Linked DNA regions of Homo sapiens: region 2 is linked to region 1. Evidence: read pairs that join two places in POLR2A ChIA-PET (ENCODE). Cell type or tissue: PC-3. All regions are shown on one strand. Links, peaks and the distances in the headings refer to the core of each region. The heading gives the core; the rest is flanking DNA.

Region 1 (10,391 bases), core at 4,020-8,019:
GGCCTCCTGGTGGAGTGATTCTGCAAGGGCCTAAGTCAGGCCAGGCTCCTCCCCTGCTCAGAACCCTCCATGACTCCCAGCTCACTCACAATGAGAGCCAAGGTCCCTCAATGGCCCTCAAGGCCTAATTTAAAATTGAAACACACTCCAGCCCCACCCTCTCAGTCTTCTGTGCTGCCTTTTTTTTTTTTTTTTTTTTTTTTTTAAGACAGGGTCTCGCTCTGTCACCCAGGCTGGAGTGCAGTGGTGCGATCTCGGCTCACTGCAACCTCCACCTCCCAGGTTCAAGCGATTCTCGTGCCTCAACCTCCCGAGTACCTGAGAGGCACGCCACCACGCCCAGCTAATTTTTGTATTTTTAGTAAAGGCAGGGTTTCACCATGCTGGCCAGGCTGGTCTCAAACTCCTGACCTCAAGTGATTCACCAGCCTCGGCCTCCCAAAGTGCTGGGATTACAGGCGTGAGCCACCGCGCCCAGCCTTTTTGAGAAAGGGTCTCGCTGTGTCACCTGGACTGGAGTTCAGTGACACAATCACGGCTCACTGCAGCCTCGATCTCGACTAGGCTCAGGCAATCCTCCCACCTCAGTCTCCCAAGTAGGTGGGACTACAGGCATGAGCCACCATGCCCAGCTAATTTTTTGTGTTTTTAGTAGAGACAGGGTCTGTACTATGCTATGTTGCCCAGGCTGGTTCCAAACTCCTGGGATCAGGTGATCCTCCCGCCTCAGCCTCCCAAAGTGCTGGGATTACAGGTGTGAGCCACCGTGCACAGCTTTTACTCTATTTTTATATACAGCAAGAATCACCAAGTGCCATATATTTTACTTATTTGTCTTGCTTATTGCCCATCCTCTCTTTGTGAACAGCTGCTGGGGGCAGGGATGGGCTGTGTCTTTCTGGTCACTGGCATCTCTCCAGCACTCAGCACTGTGTCTGGCACTCAGTAGGTGCTCAACGAATATTTGTTGAATGAATGGATGGGTGGGTGGATGGACGGATGGGGATGGATGGATAGATGGATGGATGGTTGGATAGATGGATGGGTAGGTGGATGGATGGGTGGATGGATGGATCTGCCAATAGCAGCATAGCGGTTTAAGAGCACAAATCCCAGCCTCACATTAGAACTTTGGGGGTTCTGGTTCCACCTCCACCACCTACAAGCTGTGCAAGCTTGGATGGGCTAGATGACCTCTCTGGCCCTCAGCTTCCCAACAGGAATAAAAAGAACACCCACCTTGTGTTCTGACAGCATTAAACCCCTTAATCCATGTAAATCCACAGCTGAGCCTGGGCTCAGGCACACAGTAGGTGCTTAGTAAACATATGCAGATGGACAGATGCCAGGGCAGTGGTTCTGACTGCTCTGGGGTAAGCAGTAGGTGCTGCATAGGGACAAGTGTCTTACTTTAGTCACTGTTCCCAGCCTACCTCCTCCCCTCTCCACTCGCTAAACCCCTGAAGGGTAGGGATCATGTCTCAGTCATCTTTCTTTGCACATAGTAGGTGCTCATTAAGTGCTGGCATTGAGAGGAGGACACTGATGTTGGAGGAGTGCCTCCTGTTTGCCCTGCAAACTGAGAGGCAGATTCTCCTACCCCACCTTACAGGTGAAGAAACCGAGGCTCAGGGACCCCTGAGAGCAGAGGGAAGGGACGTCATTCTGCAGAGTGACCAGCAGGGGGCGAGCGGGACTGCTCTGTGGCTCCGAGGACCCAGCGGCAGGTGCACTGCTCTGAGAGTGAACGCTGCCTTACATTTTGCACGGTAGGCACCTCGCTTTTCTCACCTTAGTACCAGCCCTGGTCGGAAGGGCCCTGTCACACCAGGACACGCCTTTCTTCTGCCTTGCATCGAGCGCTTATGCTCTCCCAGGCGCTGTGCTAAGGGCTTCCCACATATATTAGCTCATGTGGTCTTCATGACAGCAGATGTGCGGCAGGTCCTGTTACTGCCCCCTTTCTGCAGAGGTGATAGCTGAGTCCAGGAGAGGTCACTAGCCAGAGGTAATGCCGTTCCACCATTGCATGTTGCATGTACGAAGGCAGATCTCATGCCTTCGGATCACATGCCATGATTGTGTAAAAACATGTGTGTGGACTCGTTTGCAGAGGGGTGCATGTACCTGCATGAAAGAAGGGAAGCAGACATTTGTGACCAAGAAGGTGGACAGTGGCAGAGCACAAGAGTTTGTCTAAGTTATTACATCCATGACCTTTCCATGTCAGAGAAGCGGGGAGCTGGGGGAGCCCAGAAAGGCAGAGCTTGGCTCAGCCTCAGGGGATGCTCCTGGGGCAGAGGGGGAAGCCCACCTGATTTTTCAGGGAGGAATCATGGTTACCAGATGGAAGCAAGAGGACATTTCGGGCTGGAGGAACAAAGTGTACAAAGGCCCAGGGGCTGTTCAGGGAACCCCAATGGCTGAGTCTGGCTAAATTGGAGTGAAAGGGAGGAGGGAGGCAGGATGAGGCAGACATATGGCGGAGCTTGATTCACTGAGACTTAGAGGTGAACGCAGACCATGGGGTCAGATGCAGGGCACGTAGGACACTGTGAAGTCCCAGAAAACAGTCTTCTACCTCCTGCGGGAATTTCAAAGGGCTATCAATGTTCCCCTCTTCCAGATGGGCAAGCTGAGGCTCGGAGAGGTGGGACAACTTGCCCAGGTGTCCTGTACATGGCAGGTTGGGATTTGAACCTACTCTGGGAACTTCTGCACTTTGCTGCTTTTTGAGAAAACACCATGAACTCAGAACAATTCCATGAATTCTGACCAAATGAATGAATGTATGGGTGGGTGGGTGGATGGATGGATGGGTGGGTGGATGGATGGATGGATGGATGGATGGACGGACAGATGGATGGGTGGATAGATGGATCTGCCAATAGCAGCACAGTGGTTTAAGAGCACAAATCCCAGTCTCACATTAGAACTTTGTGGGTTCTAGTTCCACCTCCACCACCTACAAGCTGTGCAACCTTGGATGGGCTAGATGACCTCTCTGGGCCTCAGCTTCCCAACAGGAATAAAAATAGCACCCACCTTGTGTTCTGACAGAATTAAATGCAACCCATGTGCCTGGTACTGGGCTGAGTGTCTTCTCAGCATTGTTTTATTGAATTCTCAGAGATCATCATAGGAAGGAGGTGTTATTATTTTCCTTTCTTTTACAGGTAAAGCACCATGACTCAGAGAAGGCAAGTGACTTGCCTAAAATCACAGGGCCCACAGAGTCACAGCCAGAATGCAAGCCTGGGCCCTCAGATCTGGAGTATGCCCTCTTCACCATGGCTCCAGGCACCAAAACTCCAGGTAGCTTTGGATTTTGTGCTATCTGTGTTTTATTTTCCTTAATATATATTTTAAACGGACTTTCTGCCCACATTTTTCTTTAAACCTGTTTCTGCAGAGGAAACTTTATATCATTAGCAAACATGGAAAACCTATATCATTTATCATGAAAACAGTTATGAAAATAAGGCTGGGTGCCAGGCACGATGGCTCACACCTGTAATCCCAGCACTTTGGGAGGCTGAGGTGGGCAGATAACAAGGTCAGTAGTTCGAGACCAGCCTGGCCAACATAGTGAAACCCCAACTCTACTAAAAATATAAAAATTAGCCAGCTATGGTGGCGCATGCCTGTAGTCCCAGCTACTTGGGAGGCTGAGGCAGAAGAATCGCTTGAACCCAGAAGGCGGAGGTTGTGGTGAGCCGAGATCATGCCACTGCACTCCAGCCTGGGCAACAGAGTGAGCTTCCGTCTAAAAAAAAAAAAAAGGAAATAAGAAAATAAGGCTGGACATGGCGGCTCACGCCTGTAATCTCAGCGCTTTGGGAGGTCAAGGCAGGCAGATCACCTGAGGTCAGAAGTTCAAGACTGCCTGGCCAATATGGTGAAACCTTGTCCCTACTAAAAATACAAAAATTAGCCAGGCATGGTGGTGCACACCTGTAATCTCAGCTACTAAGGAGGCTGAGGCAGGAGAATCACTTGAACCCAGGAGGCGGAGGTTGCAGGTTGAGCTGAGATGGTGCCACTGCACTCAAGCCAGGGTGACAGAGTGAGACTCTGTCTCAAAAAAAAAATTATGAAAATAAGTACAAGAAGTGCTAAAAAATATCATGATATTCTTGCCAGATGCTCTTGCTTGCACAGTCAGGAGTCAGGGGCCTGTGAGAACTTTGTTAGAAAGAAGAGAGTTCGGCGGCTCAAGCCTGTAATCCCAGCACTTTGGGAGGCCGAGGTGGGCGGATCACGAGGTCAGGAGATCAAGACCATCCTGGCCAACATGGTGAAACCCCGTCTCTACTAAAAATACAAAAATTAGCTGGGTGTGGTGGCGGGCACCTGTAATCCCAGCTACTCAGGAGGCTGAGGCAGGAGAATCGCTTGAACCAGGGAGTCAGAGGTTACAGTGAGCTGAGATGGCACCATTGCACTCCAGCCTGGCCACAGAGCGAGACTCCGTCTCAAAAAAAAAAAAAAAAAAAGGAAAGAAAGAAGAGAATTAGCGAGGTGATGGGGAGATGTTAGCGGCAGGGATTTTTTTTTTTTCTTGAAATGCTCAGAGCAGCTGCAAGAGAATCCCCATAGGAAGAACTTCTGCTCTGTGATTTCATGCCCTGTGGGACCTAGAATAACCCACAGACCTCGAGTGTGGCAGCAGCTGGGCAGGCCACTCAACCCCAGGTCGGATCCTTCTCAGCTCGCCTGGGGCTGTCCCAGGCCCTGCAACAAAGTCCTTGTCCGAATGTACTGGGTGGGTGGGGGTATCCTGGCAGCAGAGCCCTGACTATGCCCTCTCACCCTCTGCTCCTCGCTGACAGAGTTCCCTCAAGGCAGGGTATACAGCTGGCACTCAGCCAGGCCTCCAGAGCCTGGGCTGCAAAGATTCAGTGTTTGGTGGCTGGTTTTATATATTTATTTGAGACGGAGTTTTGCTCTGTTGCCCAGGCTGGAGTGCAGTGGCACGATCTTGGCTCGCCACAACCTCCGCCTGCCGGGTTCAAGCGATTCTCCTGCCTCAGTGCCCGGCCCCTATTTTTTTTTTTTAATAGAAAAATGTTCCTTGCACCACCAACTCTTTCCTGGGCAGGGTTGGGAAACCATTTCCAGATGGGAAATAATTTTAGGGAAGAGAAACAGCTAAAATTACAGGCCATTCTGCTGCCAGCTCTCGCTGGGATGAGCCAGCCATGGCCCTAGAACTTTCCCAAAGTGGGGTGGGTGGGTCTGGGTGGGGAGAGAAGCCAGGATGGACTGTTGAGATGGGATGTCCCTCGGGCTGTCCATGTTCAGGCCTCGTGAGCATCTCCGAACAGCCTTGGCGGCTGCTTCTGGGGGCTGCTCGCTGATATCAAACACTCACCCATCCCCCTTCAATTCTCACCACGACCCGTGAGGGCAGAAGCTTGGAAACATCCCTGGTGTAGCCTCAGGATCCAGCTGCCGTTTTACAGAAAATCCCAAGGACAGAACGTGTTGAACCATGACACGGTGCTGTCATCAGCCTAACCCAGACCCAGGGATCTCTGCAGGTTAAATGGCCCAGGTACTGCGCAGGTAAATTGTAAGGAAAAGAAAGGGATGGAGGAGGAATAGAAACTAAAAGAGACATCAAGTTTTTAAAAAGTGGGCAAGATTAAGTATAGTGTCTGGGGCTGCTCACATGGTTGGTAAAACAAGAAAGAAACACAAGTGATATCCATAACACTTAGGGTAGCAGTGACTTTTGGGAGGGGCAGGGCTTTGAGAGGACAGGGTTCTGCAGGGGTTTCCAGGGGTGGCAGGCAAAGTTACATTTCTTGACCTAGAGGTGGTCACGAGGGTGTTCAGTTGCCTTATAATAAATCATTAAGTCACATGCTTATGCTGTGTGGTTTTTGTATCTGTATCTGTTCTATTTTTCAAAAAAAAAAAAATCCCAAGTTTAAAAAACAACAATAACAACAAAATATCCCCCATGCAGATGAAGAACGGGGGGCTTGGAGGATTGAAGTGATTCTTCCATGCGGAGTGAGTGGGGAGCTGGAATCTGAACCAGCTTATAAGCCACAGCCTGTTTATTCATTCAACAAATATTTGCCAAGCCCCAGGGCTGTGCCAGGGACTGGGCTAGCAGCGAGTGAGAGAGACATCCTGTCCTCATGGAGCCCAGAGGCTCAGTAGTCAGCCAGGTTAGAGAACCGTGACACCCTCCTGCCAGGGTGCCTGCCAGGTATCTTGGAGGAACTGCATCTTGGGGATAGATGGCTGAGCTCACAGGATTTAAGTGAAATCTCCAGGGGCTAAAAGCAGATATGAGTTGGAAATTGCAGCCTGACCCGATGCCTGAGGTAGGGTTTGCCTACCATGGGTGGGATCAAAGGGACTTTTAAAAAGACTTCTAATTTTGATGGCCAGGTGCAGTGGCTCACGTCTGTAATACCAGCACTTTGGGAGGCCGAGGCGGGTGGACCACTTGAGGTCAGGAGTTCAAGACCAGCCTGGCCAACATGGTGAAACCCCATCTCTACCAAAAATACAAAAATTAGCTGGGCATGGTGGCGGGTGCCTATAATCCCAGCTACTCGGGAGGCTGAGGCAGGAGAATCGCTTGAACCCGGGAGGCGGAGGTTGCAGTAAGCCGAGATCACGCCACTGCACTCCAGCCTGGGCGACAGAGTGAGACTCTGTCCCCACCCCCCAAAAAAGAAAAGAGAATCCAACTTGTACATCTGAACTTGAGCTCAGACATGTAAATTATCCCCTTGTTAGCCACAGGTTCGACCTCACTTTCTTCTTTTTTTTTTTTAGACAGGGTCTCGCTCTGTTACCCAGGCTGTAGTGCAGTGGTGCAATCACAGCTCACTGCAGCTTTGATCCCCCAGGCTCGAGTGATCTTCCCACCTCAGCTTCCCAAGTGGCTGGGACCACAGGTGGGTGCCACCACACCTGGCTAAGTTTTAAATATTTTTTGTAGAGTTGAGGTTTCGCTGTGTTGCCCAGGCTGGTCTCGAACTCTGGGGCTGAAGTGATCCTTCCACCTTGGCCTCCCAAAAGGTTGGAATTATAGAAGTGAGCCATTGCATCCAGCCGTCACTTGCTTTAAATTAAAATTTTTAATCAAACAAGGAAAAGTGAACCCAGGTTGGCAGGCTGAGCCCATCCCTAGCTCCAGGGATGAGCACTTGGCCAAGGCCTGACCGATTAGAGTTCAGCATCTGGTGGCCACAGCAATTGGTAACAGACGGGAAGTGAACCAAGCCAGGCATATGGGCATCTTCCCAGGAACTCTTCTAGGTGTGCAGGGAAAGAGACTATATTTGTTCGCTAGAACTGCCATAGCAAAAGACCACAGACCGGGTGGCTTAAGCAACACAGTTATTATCTCACAGTGCTGGAGGCTGGAAGTCCAAGCTCGAGATGCCGGCTGTCAGGGTTGATTTCCGTCAAGGCCTCTCTCTTTGGCCTGCAGATGGCGACCCTCTTGCTGCCTCTGCACACGGTCATCCCTCTGTGCATGTGCGCTCCTGAGGTCTGTTCTTCTTATAAGGACACCGGGCAGACTGGATTAGGGCCCACCCTAACAACCATTTAAACGTAACCACCTCTTTAAAGACCCCATCTCTAAATGCAGTCATATTTTCAGGTCTTGGGGGTTGGGACTTCAACATATGAATTTTGAGGGACCACAATTTAGCCCATAACAGAGGCCTTCTCTTTCCACTGAAGTTGCTATTCAGGATGAAAGCAGGCCTTGAAATATTTCCATGACAACAGGATGCCCAGAGGTGGGCTGGCACAGGGTGCTCCCTGGATGACCCCTTGCAGGAAGGAGGCTGCCTACCTGGGGCTGGGACATAACTTCACTACCTTCCTAGGGCCATGAGGAAGGGCGCCTCTCCCCAGAGTGGCAAAAACAAGAACATGCAGTTCTGGCATGGATGTGGGGAAATGGGCAGTCTCTTTCCCTTTTGGCAGCCCCTAGCAATAATAGAACCATACATCATCTTTTGATACAGCAATTTCGCCTGTAGGAATCTCTTTCCCCAAACCTACTAGTGCATGCTTACAAACACACGCACCTGTGGGGTTGCTCAGCACGGTGGTTTTGTAATAGAGGAGGATTGCAAAGAGCATTAAGGGCCATCAGCAGGGCCCTTGTTTATTCCATCTGGAGAATTCATTACTTGGGGTCAAAGCAGCTTCGCTGCTTCCCAGCTGTGCAGGCTTGGGAATGTGTCTGGGCCTTGTGGAGAAATGAGGTAATGAGAGCACCCACCTCTAACGTCCTTGTGACCAGTTGATGAGCTACTGCATGCGGGACTCTTGGGATGCAGCAATAGTTTCCTGTGTGTGCACAATGTGCTTTTACTTTTTAATTTTGATTACGATTTTTCTTTAGATGAATATTCTGCATATGTATACAATGTGCTTTTTTTTTTTTTTTTGAGATGGAGGTTTGCTCTCATCACCCAGGCTGGAGTGCAATGCTGCAATCTCAGCCCACTGCAACCTCCGCCTCCCGGGTTCAAGTGATTCTACTGCCTCAGCCTCCAGAGTAGCTAGAATTACAGGCGCCCGCCACCACGCCCAGCTAATTTTTGTATTTTTAGTAGAGACAGAGTTTCGCCATGTTGGCCAGGCTGGTCTCGATCTCCTGACCTCAGGTGATCCACCTGCCTCGGCCTCCCAAAGTGCTGGGATTATAGGCGTGAACCACCATGCCTGGCCTACAATGTGCTTTTAGCTGAGAGGAATGGCATCATGCAAAGACCTTCCTACTCAACGTATGGTTCCAGATCAGCAGCACAAGGAGCACCTGGGAGCTTGTTAGAAATGCAGCATCTGGGCTGGTCGGGGTGGCTCGCACCTGTAATCTTAGCACTTTGGGAGGCCGAGGTGGGTGGATCACTTGGGTTCAGGAGTTCAAGACGAGCCTGGGTGACACAGTAAGACCAGGTCTCTACAAAAAATACAAAAATTAACTGGGTATAATGGCATGCACCTGAAGTCCCAGTTACTTGGGAGGCTGAGGCAGGAGGATTACTTGAGGCCAGGAGTGGAGGTTGCAGTGAGCTGTGATCATGCCACTGTACTCCAGCCTGGGCAACAGAGCAAGACTCTATCTTAAAAAAAATGCAGTGAATGCAGCATCTGAGTCCCCACCCCAAACCTATGAGCCAGAATCTGCATTTTATCATAGTCCCCAGGGCCCCAGTGTGAACATGGGCACGTTCGAGTTTGAGTAACATTGCCACTGACCTTGTTCTGAAACAATTGGAAATTGGTGCTCCCTTTTCCCTGGGGTTGCTGAGCTGGTGAGAATAAAGCTGGGAGTGGCAAGGGGCAACCTTGGTCACATCATGACCTGGAGAGTCTGTGTGGAGTAAAAGAGATGAGAGCCAGAGGTAGTGCATCTTTGTAGACATTGATTTAGCATCTGGATCCAACCATGCCTGAAGCCTATCTCTACTCCTGCTTTTACCAGAGACAGTTGACGTAAATTCTCATGACATCAGCCAATTTGAGTCAGGGTTCTGCTATATTTTTCATCTGATAGAGCCCTGCCTAAGATACCCACTGTATGGGCTATGGAACTTCCTTGCCTTCTTTTCTTTTCTTCTCTCTTTTCTTTTCTCTTCTTTTCCTTTTTTTGAGACAGAGTTTCACTCTTGTTGCCCGGGCTGGAGTGTAATGGCGTGATCTTGGCTCATTGCAACCTCCCCCTCCGGGGTTCAAGCGATTCTCCTGCCTCAGCCTCCCGAGTAGCTGGGATTACAGGTGTGCCCCATGATGCCTGGCTAATTTTGTATTTTTAGTAGAGACGGGGTTTCACCATGTTGGACAGGCTGGCTGGTCTCAAACTCCTGACTTCAGGTGATCCAACCACCTCGGCCTCCCAAAGGCCGAGGGATCACCCAGAAGACAGGAAGACCCAGGCCACAGAGAGAATACTGCAGATATCATGAGCCACAGAGCCCTGAGCCACTGACCTGTCTCCCAGGTCTTGGCTTGGGCCTCTTCCAGAAGCAGACACTTAGAGAGTCCAAGGGCAGGGAACTTAGCGGGGAGCTGATCGCAGGAAGCTCTGAGAGCAGAGGGGAGGGGGCAGCTGGTACTGCTGGGTGTCTAGATGAGCAGGTTATCAGTTGGGCAGCTGGGGCTCCGTCCTGCTGGGGCCTCTGGGAGTGGGTGCAGAGTCCACCTCAGGGTTGCTCCTCCCCAGGCCCCAGGAAGCTGGAGGATTTACCAACACCCCCATCCAGCAAGCATAGGCCAGAGAACCACTGCAGGAAAACAGAAACCTCTCCCCTGGACGTGGTGCCATCAGCCCAGAGCTGCCAGATCCCCAGGCCTCCATCCTCATCTGGATTGAAGCAGCCATCCGCCTGGAAAGGGCC
Region 2 (10,391 bases), core at 2,812-6,811, 320 kb after region 1:
GGCGAAGGTTATAGGGAGCTGAGATTGCACTCCAGCCTGGGGGACACAGCAAGACTCCGTCTCAAAAAACAAAACAAACACCCCACAAATACAAGAGCAGACTGACAGAATCAAATGCATGCTCTGCCACTTAACAGCTGTATGACAAACTATATATACACATATACATAGATGTATATGTACATGCATGTATATACTATACACATAGGCAGTACCTGTTAGGCACTAAGTAAAAACATGGCCAGGCATGGTGGCTCATGCCTGTAATTCTAGCACTTTGGGAGGCCAAATAGGGAGGATCCCTTAAGCCCAGGAGTTTGAGACCCGCCTGAGCAACAGTTTCTATTTAAAAAAATAAAAAACAAGATAAGGGAATAGAAAGTGATAGAGATGATTAGACAGTTCCCCAGAGGGAGTGAGAGCAAATACCTGAATGACACAAGGCAGAGGGCTGTGCAAAGCTCTGGGGGTCTAGGGCTGATCATTCCAGGCAGTGGGAAAATCAAGTGCTAAGATACTGAGGTTGGAGTAATCCTAAAGGAATGGAGAAGTCAGGGGGCCCATGTGGCTAAGATTGAAAGGGAAGAGATGAAGTTAGAGGTTAAGGGAAGGGGAAGATCATGTAGGCCCTGATGGACTTTGGCTTTTACTGTGTGAGGTGGGGAAGACACTGGAGGCTTCTGAGCAGAGAGCTCCATACCTAATTCAGGTTTTCACAGATCGCTCTGGTTGCATCTCAATTGATCGTAGGGAGCAAAGGCTGAAGTAGAGACCAGTATTCCAAGCTTGTTTGATGGTTTGTACCAAGGTGGTAGCAATGAAGACGCTAAGAGGGGGTGGGTTTCAGATGTATTTTGAAGGTAGAACCAATAGCATTTGCCAAGGGATTCACATGGTACATGAGGTTGATTCCACAGCTCCTGACCAACTGGACTTCTGGTGTTGCCAATACCTGGGAAGGGAAGATCGCAGGAAGCACAGACTTGCAGGGAATGGGGTTAGGTGAGTGAAGCATCAGGCATTTAGTTTTGGACATGTTAAGTCAAATGCACAAATAAGTCTGAAAATGTAGGCTGGGGCCAGACATAAACGCTTCAAATGCTACGTGGAGAAATTGAAGTAGCATCAGTTGACTTAGGTAATGGAGATGCCCATGTCAGGACCTTTAGAGTGGGCATTATAGAGTTGTGAATTTACTGCTTTGTAGCAAGTTATCTCAAAACCTAGTGGCTTGAAATACATTTCCCATAGGTCAGAAATCCAAGCACAATCTGGGTGGGTCCGCTCTCAGGGTTTCTCACAAGCCTCCGCTACAGAAAGACGTGCTTACAAACTCACATGGTTGTTGGGTAACTCCTCCCACACTAATGGTTCAACCTCAGTTGATTGCTACGCTGGCCTCTCCCAACATGGCAGCTTAATTAAAAGTGAGCAAGCTAGGCCAGGCGTGGTGGCTCACGCCTGTAATTCCAACACTTTGGGAGGCTTGACGCAGGCAGATCACTTGAGGTCAGGAGTTCAAGACCAGCCTGGCCAACATGGTGAACCCCCTCTACTAAATATACAAAAATTAGCCAGGCGTGGTAATCCAAGCTACTCGGGAGGGTGAGGCAGGAGAATTTGCTTAAACCCAGGGGACGGAGGTTGCAGTGAGCTGAGATCTCAAAAAAAAAAAAAAAAAGTGAGCAAGCCAAGGAGAATGAGAAAAAGAGCTAGCAAGTCTCAGAAGTTACACTAGGTCCAGCCTAGTCAAGGGGAGGGGATTCTGAGTCAATACCAGGAGTCATTTTAGAAATCTAGAGGTCCCAGGCTGGGCGCAGTGGCTCATGCCTGTTATCCCAGCACTTTGGGAGGCCGAAGTGGGCAGATCACAAGGTCAGGAGATCAAGACCATCCTGGCTAAAACAGCGAAAACCCGTCTCTACTAAAAATACAAAAAATTAGCCGGGCGTGGTGACGGGCACCTGTAGTCCCAGCTACTTGGGAGGCTGAGGCAGGAGAATGTGAACCCAGGAAGCAGAGCTCGCAGTGAGCTGAGATCATGCCACTGCACTCCAGCCTGGGTGACACAGCGAGACTCTGCCTCAGAAAAAAAAAAGAAATCTAGAGGTCCCATCTTTGAGGTGAGATTTTAAGATACTTAAAAAATTATTCACTGTGTATTTTAAATAAAAAATCATCACATATTGATAAATGATGCAGCCTATTTTTGCAATTTCCTATGAAGTTTATAAACAAATACCATAGCCCACATCATCCTTACTCATCTCATGCAACCATTAAGGCCTAATACCCACGATTTAACATACACGATCTTGTGCAGGTGTAAGCATACAAGTGAGATACCTCTGTATTGACCCTCTGCTTTGAATTCTGGCCCAAGTGTGCTTGCTTATTCTTAGGTTTCCAATGCAGAAGCCAATCACGAGGCACAATACCTGTGGAAAGCAGGCTTTGCCCACAGAAACCAACTGCCCACTAGGGTGATTCTCCCCTCAAAAAACTAAAACCAAATGAAACTGCAAATACCTAACTACTACTTGTTATCCCTGTTCAATGGTTATCTCCAATGGCCAAACAAAACAGCATTTTGATTTAAAAGATTTTATTTTCTTTATGCAGGTAGGCAGTTAGAAATTTCAAAGTCTAACAATGACATTCTTGAAGTGGGCACAGCCTTTTAAACTCAGGCTATGTATACAGTAACCTTGTGGAACTGGTTCAGCCAGATCTTCACTTTCATGAAAGCACAGGGTCTGTCCTTTTCTTTCCAGAGGGCTCCTCTCATATTCCATCGCCAGTTTCTAAGAAAGAAGGTGGATTACAATCAGTGCTCCATTCTGGTCTATACCGCTTCTTGTTTAGGGTATGAAAATACATGTGACTAAGACCTGGTCACTCCAAGTCCATCCCCTTTATCGGTACGGCCAAGTACCGATAAACGGAGCTGGGAAACTTCCCAATCTCTAATAAGACAACTTTAATTCTGTACTTTTATTGAATCCCATATTGTACCTGCGTTGGCAAAATGTTTAACCTTCATCTAAAAATGACTTCATGTCACAGTAAACACAGAAGACAAAAACCCAGAATGAGGACACTACCAGTAAAAATCTTTTAAAGGATGAGAAGCTGAGCAGTGGGGGGTATGGCTGTAGTTGCAGCTACTGAGGATATTGAGGGTGGGAGTTTCCCTTGAAGCCATGAGTTTCAAGCAATCATGCCTGTGAATAGCTACTACACTCCAGCCTGGGTCACGTAGCAAGGCTGCAACTCTACAAAATATGAAAACATTAGCCAGGGATGGCAGTGTGTGCTTTCAGTCCCATCTACTTGGGAGGCTGAGGCAGGAGGATCATGGATGCAGTAAGCCATGACTGCACCACTGCACTCCAGCCTGGGTGACAGAGCAAGACCCCATTCTCTTAAAAACAGAAATTGGGATACCTGTATGTTCATTCAAGAAATAACCCAAGTAATGTGTATTAAAGACATTTTAGGGGCAAATAAGGATACTTGAATAAAGTTATACCAGGCTTAGGATCTATTTAACATCTTAGACGTAAGGGTCATTGTTATATGCAAGATGTCTTATTACATGAATGTTGGACTTTAAGAACTATGCACATTCACACATCCAAAAACAAAATACTTCTAAGATGAGTCATCACTGACTGACATGAACTACAATTTTTGAGGTTTTGGTTTTTTAATATAAAAGTTGGAGAATTATGAGGAGCCACATCTATGATGGCAAAAACACTATACTCAAAAGGTGTAAGAAAACTCAGTTTGCTTATTCCCCTTCCATTGATTAAGGACACCAGGCAAACTGGAGGATGATGCAACACAGTTATTTGGTAAAAAAGCTTCCCTGTGTTAGCTCAATTTATTGAGGGATTGTAAAGGTCAGCAGAAGGAAAGCATACAATCATGGTCTCAGGCCACAGTATGCTTATCTGCTGTAAAGTCCAGCCATGTGACCAGACATGGAGGTAGTGTCCCCAAGGGACACAGAAAAGGAGTGGTGTTACTTTCTCTTTAAAGGGGGTGGAAGGTATAGACTTCAAACATCCATCTCTGCTATGTCTTTCTCTCCTGGGTTTGCTTATAGACAAAGCTGCCATGTTAACAGGCCCATGTAACAAGGAGCTGAGGATGGCTCATGGTAGTAGTATGATGAATCTTATAACTGAACCTCACAAGAATTAAGTAAAATCAATTGACTCCCAACTTAAATATGATTTGGAGCTCCTTATCTTACTAAGTGAATTGGCCAAGGAAAATTAGCTCCACCCAATGTTCAATCACTTTGTCATCCTTTCTTACAAGACTGTTAGGTATGATGGGTTTCTCTTCAAAGTTTAACTTCCTTGTTCTTTGTTCTTAAGGTCAACTTCCTCATACCTTCCCACTCCTAATTACCCATTCTGTAAACATTTCTCCCACCAATCCCAACCTGTAACCCGCATTTGTTCCTTATCTGGAAAAGTCTCCCTCGCTCGTGGCAACTGCTCTTCCCACTGCTGTAACCCACACCCCTCCTGTTTAAAATAGCCAATCAGGACTAGTTTAGATTGGACTCTAGCCAATGGGGATAGAACACAGAAGCAGGAACTAGCTGTGTTAGGGATAAAAACCACTTCACCTCCTTTGTTCGGGGTGCTCTCACTGTGACCAGGAGTGCAAGCAGCACCATTCTGCAGAAGTAAATCTGCCTTGCTGAGAAATCTTTTGGAGATCATTTTCTTTGCAACTCTGAGCTCTTATTGCCAACAATTTGGGAGCTCATCTGGGATTACCGTTCTCCTTCAGGAGAAGCCCACGATCACCTCTCTTGAGGAGAGGCATCCCACCACCTCTTTGCGGTGGCCTCACAAACAGGAGATTGGGTCCCACCCAAGGTGACACATAAACCCAGACTCTCAGCAACACAGGCGGAAAGGATCCTCACATACTGCGGTGACCAGGTAACTGCACAGACCAAGTTAAGAAAAGTCACAGGGGCGACAAAGTATTTCCTTGGTGGTCAGGGCATTTTAGAGGTTGAAAGTGTGTCAATGAGACGCACAACTGAGTGCGAAGCGAGCGATGATTCCGGATCTGTGATTCCATGGTCACCTCGTATAGCTTATGGTGGATTCCTGTCATGGGGCTTATACTGACACACCAATGCTAAGGAGGACCTGAAATATTCCCTCCTGGGAAGCAGCCAGAGAAGGATGAAGCAAAAGGAGAAGAGTGCAAGAAATCTCCAGTAGCCAGGGGCTGACCCTCTAGAGAAAGGAATGGCAAGAAATCTCCAGTAAGGGAGGTTGAGCCTATGAGGAAAGGCAATAAATCTAATTTTGGGCCTCACACCAAACCTTCATTATGCAAAATACCTCAAGAAAGACAGTAAATAGAAAGGATCAAATTAATGACAGTAACATCCCCTCTGACAGTCCCCTAGGTTCTCATGCTAAAAGGATAGTGAAAGGACTAAACATAACTACAGGAAGCAAGCCAGAAGCCAACTCCTCTGAAAGGAGTAAGGTCTCTACCCCCGAACAGCCTGCTAACATATGGGACCCACCAGACCACTTGCCTCTGCCAAACCCCATGCATCAAGCCGGTACACAGGATCCCCCCACTCATCAGTCCCTCCCCCATATAATCCTGAATCAATACCCCATGTTCCCCCTAGCCACACACTTAAGCCCTACAGCATGAAATAGAACAATGTAAAAAGGATACTCAGAACTTCCCTTTCCCCTTTCCACCTCCAAAGAATTGCCCCCAACTCTCTTCCCCTTGAAGAAGTGCCCCTTGGGAGAGGAGGCATCAGCTTCGTAAATGCCCCCTTAACCAGCTCAGAAGTACAAAATCTAAAAAAAAAGAAAAACTCAAGCCCTTGTTAGATGACCCTTATGGGGTAGCAGATCAAATCATTTTTTAGGACCCCAGTTGTATGGGCCGAGCTTATGTCCATTTTAGGCATTCCCTTCTTGGGAGAAGAACCATGATCCATAGGGCTGCTTTGGTAGTCTGGGAACATTAACACCCTACCGGTCAAAATGTTCCATCAGTATCCCGAACTGAGAGTATTTCCCAAGCATTCAACATACAAGGGATGGATGAAGGACCCATGAATTCCTAAATAGGCTTAAAGAACAGATGAGAAAATATGCAGGTTTAGAAATGGAAGACCCACTGGGGCAAGGGATGCTAAAGCTTCATTTTGTTACTAAGACTTGGCCAAACACCTCTAAAAACAACTACAAAAGATAGAGAATTGGAAAGATTGTCCCAGAGACTAACTTCTTAGAGAAGCATATAAGTAGGGACAAAGAGCAGCAGAAACAAAAGGCAAAAATCATGCTGTCTACCTTACAACAGAGAACTCTGCAGTAGGAGACACAAGGAAGTAAAACTTACAAACCCTCTAGGCCACCAGCGACCAAACTGTATACAAGGAGTAAGGGAATAAAACCTGGAAGTCACAGTGCAGGACAGGGAAGAGGGGAAAACAAATGTTTCAAATGTGGAAGAGTAGGTCACTTCAAAAGAGAATGCCCCAAATGGGAAAAAGAAAAAATATTCCACTTATGGCCTTCCAGGAAAATAGGGAGGTCAGGGGCTGTCTCTTTTACCTTGAGTCCCACCAAGAGCCCCTGATAAATTTAGAGGTGGGACCCAAATGTGAACTTAAAACCTTCTTACAGATTCAGCAGCAGCTCGCTCCCGTTCCCTCCCATCTGGTATCTATCACCTGTTCTTCAGAAGAACTTTCTATCTCAGGGATAAAAGATTTAAAGCAAAAATCTTAAAAGACAGAGGTCTATACAAAAATTGATCAGCCCATGTTAAATTCCTGTTAATCCCTGAGGCAGGAACGAACTTATTAGGAAGAGACTTACCACCGCAGAAGAAAAATACATTCATCCTCATGTATGGGCAGGAAAAAGAAATCAGGGAGGCTGGGCTTGCTGGCTCACACTTGAAATACCAGCACTTTGGGAGGCCAAGGTGGGTGGATCACGAGGTCAGGAGTTTGAGACCAGCCTGGCCAACATGGTGAAACCCCATCTCTACTAAAAATACAAAAATTAGCTGGGTGCAGTGGCAGGCGCCTGTAATCCCAGCTACTCAGGAGGCCGAGGCAGGAGAATTGTTTGAACCCAGGAGGCAAAGGTTGCAGTGGCTTAAGATCACACCATTGCACTCCAGCTTGGGTGACAGAGACTCCAACTCAAAAAAAAAAAAGAAAGAAAAAAAGAAACTTCAAGTCACTCCAATCCATACAAAGTTAAAGACCCCAGGGGAAATAGTAAGAAAAAGGTAATATCCCATTCCCCTAGAGGGCAGAATAGAATTAAAGCCTGTAGTTGAAGTTCTCATTCAGGACTGATTCCCTGAACCCTGTATGTCCCCCTATTAACACCCCAGTATTACCTGTAAAGAAATCAGACAGGTCTCATCAACTAGTACAAGATCTCCAGGCTATCAACCAAATAGTCCAGACTACCCACCCTGTTGTCCCCAATCCTTTTACCATCCTCAGCAGAATTCCATGACAATCAATGGTTCAGAGTAACAGATTTAAAAGATGCCTTCTGGGCATGTCCCTTGGCTGAAGACAAGAGAAGTATTTGCTTTTGAGTGGGAAAACCCTCATTCTGGATGGAAGCAGCAGTACCAATGGAGAGTCCTACCCCAAGGGTTTACAGATTCACCTAATTCAGTCAGGACTGCCTCTCAGAAAGATACTGGCCTATCTCTCTGTTATGTGGACTGCCTTATTTACACTCTTACTACTGACATTCCTACCTTTGAAACAAAGGATCAAATTATATACTTGGCTTTCCACTTTCTCTTACCTCAGAACTAAAGGTATTTTAGCACAGATGCCACCCTTACAGTTCCTGGTACATCAATACCAGCCTGGAGATCACATCCTTATCAAAAGCTGGAAGGAGCCAGCTTGGGAAGGACCATACCTAGCACTCCTAACTGAAACAGCAGCCCGAACAGCCGAAAAGGGGTGGACCCATCATACCCCAGTCAAAACAGCATCACCATCTTCAGAGTCATGGGCTATTGTTCCAGGGCCAATTTCTACCAACCTAAAGCTACGAAAACTTTAACCCTCTTATACTGCCTTGTCTTCTTTCCTCTCTCTACCGTCAGCTATTTTATCATTAATGTAACTAGATCAAGCTCACCTCAATCACATTTGATGCCTGTCTTGTCATATCCTGTGGGGATCTCCAAAACCAGAGGCAACTGGCCTTCTCAGAAAAATATCTCTGCCCTTCCAAGATAAATTCTAAATCCTCACACAATGCTTGCCTAATCGAAACTAAATCCATTACATTCTTTGCAGTTTGGGAATGGGAAGGGTTTGAGGAGAGGTTCTGCCCATCCCGGAATGACGTCCTATGGAATACCGATCCTCAAGGGTAGACTTCCCCAAAAAGCTGCATCTCTCTACAACCCTACCTTCGTTTCAAAGGGAAGGCCCCCTCTAATTGCCAATATCACCAATGTAACCCAGTGCAAATTTCTATTCTTACCTCTACCTCCACCAATCCTAATCCCACTTTAAGTAGCTTCTACAGCATGGGAGCCGCAACATTAGGGATAGACCCTACAGGATCTTTCGAAATGCGCTTCATTGTTCCCCCACCCCCTTCATCCCCTTCTAAACAAACACCCAATGACAAAACCAAAGTGACCATTGTAGAGGTTAAAGATCTAAAGCAAACTCTACCAATTGAAACGGTACCGAGATGCAAATGCATGGCTGGAATGGATTAAACATTCTGTCCGCTCGCTAAACAAAGCGATTGTTATGCTTACGCACGTGGTAAGCCAGAGCCCCAGATTGTTCCCTTTCCACTCGGATCGTCCTCCAGCCGATCAGGCATTAAGTTGTATGGCAGCTCTCTTCCAAGACCCCACAACCTGGGGCAATAAGCTATGCCAAACTCTCTCGCTGCTGTTTCCTGAAGTCCCCTGAAGTCCGACACCCTGCGGGTCAGCCCCCGAGGGCCATCAAGCATCCGTCTTCCAATGCCAATTTTACCTCGTGTCTCTCACAGGGGGAGAACTTGAATTTGCTTGGAGACCTAACGAGATGCAGTGAGCTTAAGCCCTTCCAGGAGCTTACCAATCAGTCGTCCCTTATTCATCCCCAAGCAAACGTATGGTGGTGTTGTGGTGGACCATTACTGAATACTCTGCCAAGTTACTTGGCGTGGCACTTGAGCTCTAATCCAATTGGCTATCTCCCTTTCACCCTGGTATTTCATCCAGAAAACATACATAAAAACAGAACATCATAAAACAATGGATGTCCCTCGTGACTCTCATGTTTATATAGATGCCATTGGAATCCCACGAGGAGTGCCAGATAGATTTAAGGCCCAAAATCAAATAGCTGCAAGTTTGAATCCATGTTGTTCTGGTGGTCAACTCTAAATAAAAATGTAGATTGGGCCGGGAGTGGTGGCACACGCCTGTAATCCCAGCATGTTAGGAGGCTGAGGCGGGTGGATCACAAGATCAGGAGTTTGAGACCAGCCTGACCAACATGGTGACAGCCCCCAGCTACTCAGGAGGCTGAAGGAGAGTAGGTTGAACCCAGGAGGTGGAAGTTGCAGTGAACCATTGCACCATTGCACTCCAGCCTGGGCGACAGAGTGAGACTCCATCTCAAAAAAAACACAAAAAATGTAACCCAGCAACGATTCATTAATTATACTAGGGATGCTATTAAGGGAACAGTTTAACAATTAGGGCCCACCAGTCAAACGGCCTGAGAAAATACAATAGCATTAGACATGATACTAGCGGAGAAAGGTGTAGTTTGTGTCATGATTGGAACCCAGTGTTGTACTTTCATCCCTAATAATACTGCTCCCGATGGAACCATAACAAAGGCCCAAGGACTTACTGCTTTATCCAATGAGCTAGCTAGAAATTCTGGAATAAATGACCCCTTCACGATTTTAATGGAAAAATAGTTCCGCAAATGGAAAGGACTTACGTCCTCAATCTCCTGCCATCAGAATAGGTTTGCTCATTCTTGTAGGATGCTGTATCATACCCTGTATCTGAGGATTAATACAAAAGCTTATTTTAACAGCTCTCACCCACCAAAATCTTCCTCAATCCTCCCTCGCATCATTCAGTTAAGCTTCTAATTTCAGAGGACCAAGAGGAACAAAATCAAGACACGCTAAAACAAGTCTGAAGAGAAATAATTATAAAAATCAAAAGGGGGAAATCGTTAGATACAATGGATTTCTCTTCAAAGTTTTAACTTCCTTGTTCTTTGTTCTTAAGGTCAACTTCCTCATACCTTCCTGCTCCGAGTTACCCGTTCTATAAACAACTTCTCCGGCCAA

Evidence for each region. Peaks named below come from ENCODE experiments on the same cell type or tissue, not always from the same donor. Only the 100,000 strongest peaks of a DNase experiment are listed, where the experiment ranks them.
Region 2: POLR2A ChIA-PET joins it to region 1 with 5 read pairs; 4 of 35 experiments call an interaction of 5 or more read pairs at or near these places.

The regions. Positions count from the first base shown.
Region 1 is chr20:49,600,400-49,610,790 of GRCh38, reverse strand. It overlaps LOC105372651 (a long non-coding RNA gene), which reads right to left. Exons shown (of 4, transcript XR_001754713.2): 2 at 9,253-9,367; 3 at 8,270-8,337; 4 at 7,153-7,529. Among named protein-coding and RNA genes, the nearest start is that of PTGIS, 37 kb to the right of the region's middle. In PC-3, for the core only: a CTCF peak has its summit at 7,470 (motif pointing right); a DNase peak (open chromatin) is centred at 6,120; H3K4me3 peaks cover 408 bases.
Region 2 is chr20:49,281,458-49,291,848 of GRCh38, reverse strand. It overlaps ZFAS1 (ZNFX1 antisense RNA 1), which reads right to left. Exons shown (of 4, transcript NR_036658.2): 4 at 2,589-2,804. Among named protein-coding and RNA genes, the nearest start is that of SNORD12, 6.0 kb to the right of the region's middle. RefSeq lists enhancers at 268-367, 1,403-1,512, 3,682-4,613, 4,614-5,545, 7,410-8,342. In PC-3, for the core only: no CTCF peak of the experiment used is centred there; a DNase peak (open chromatin) is centred at 4,448; H3K4me3 peaks cover 3,034 bases; H3K27ac peaks cover 1,675 bases.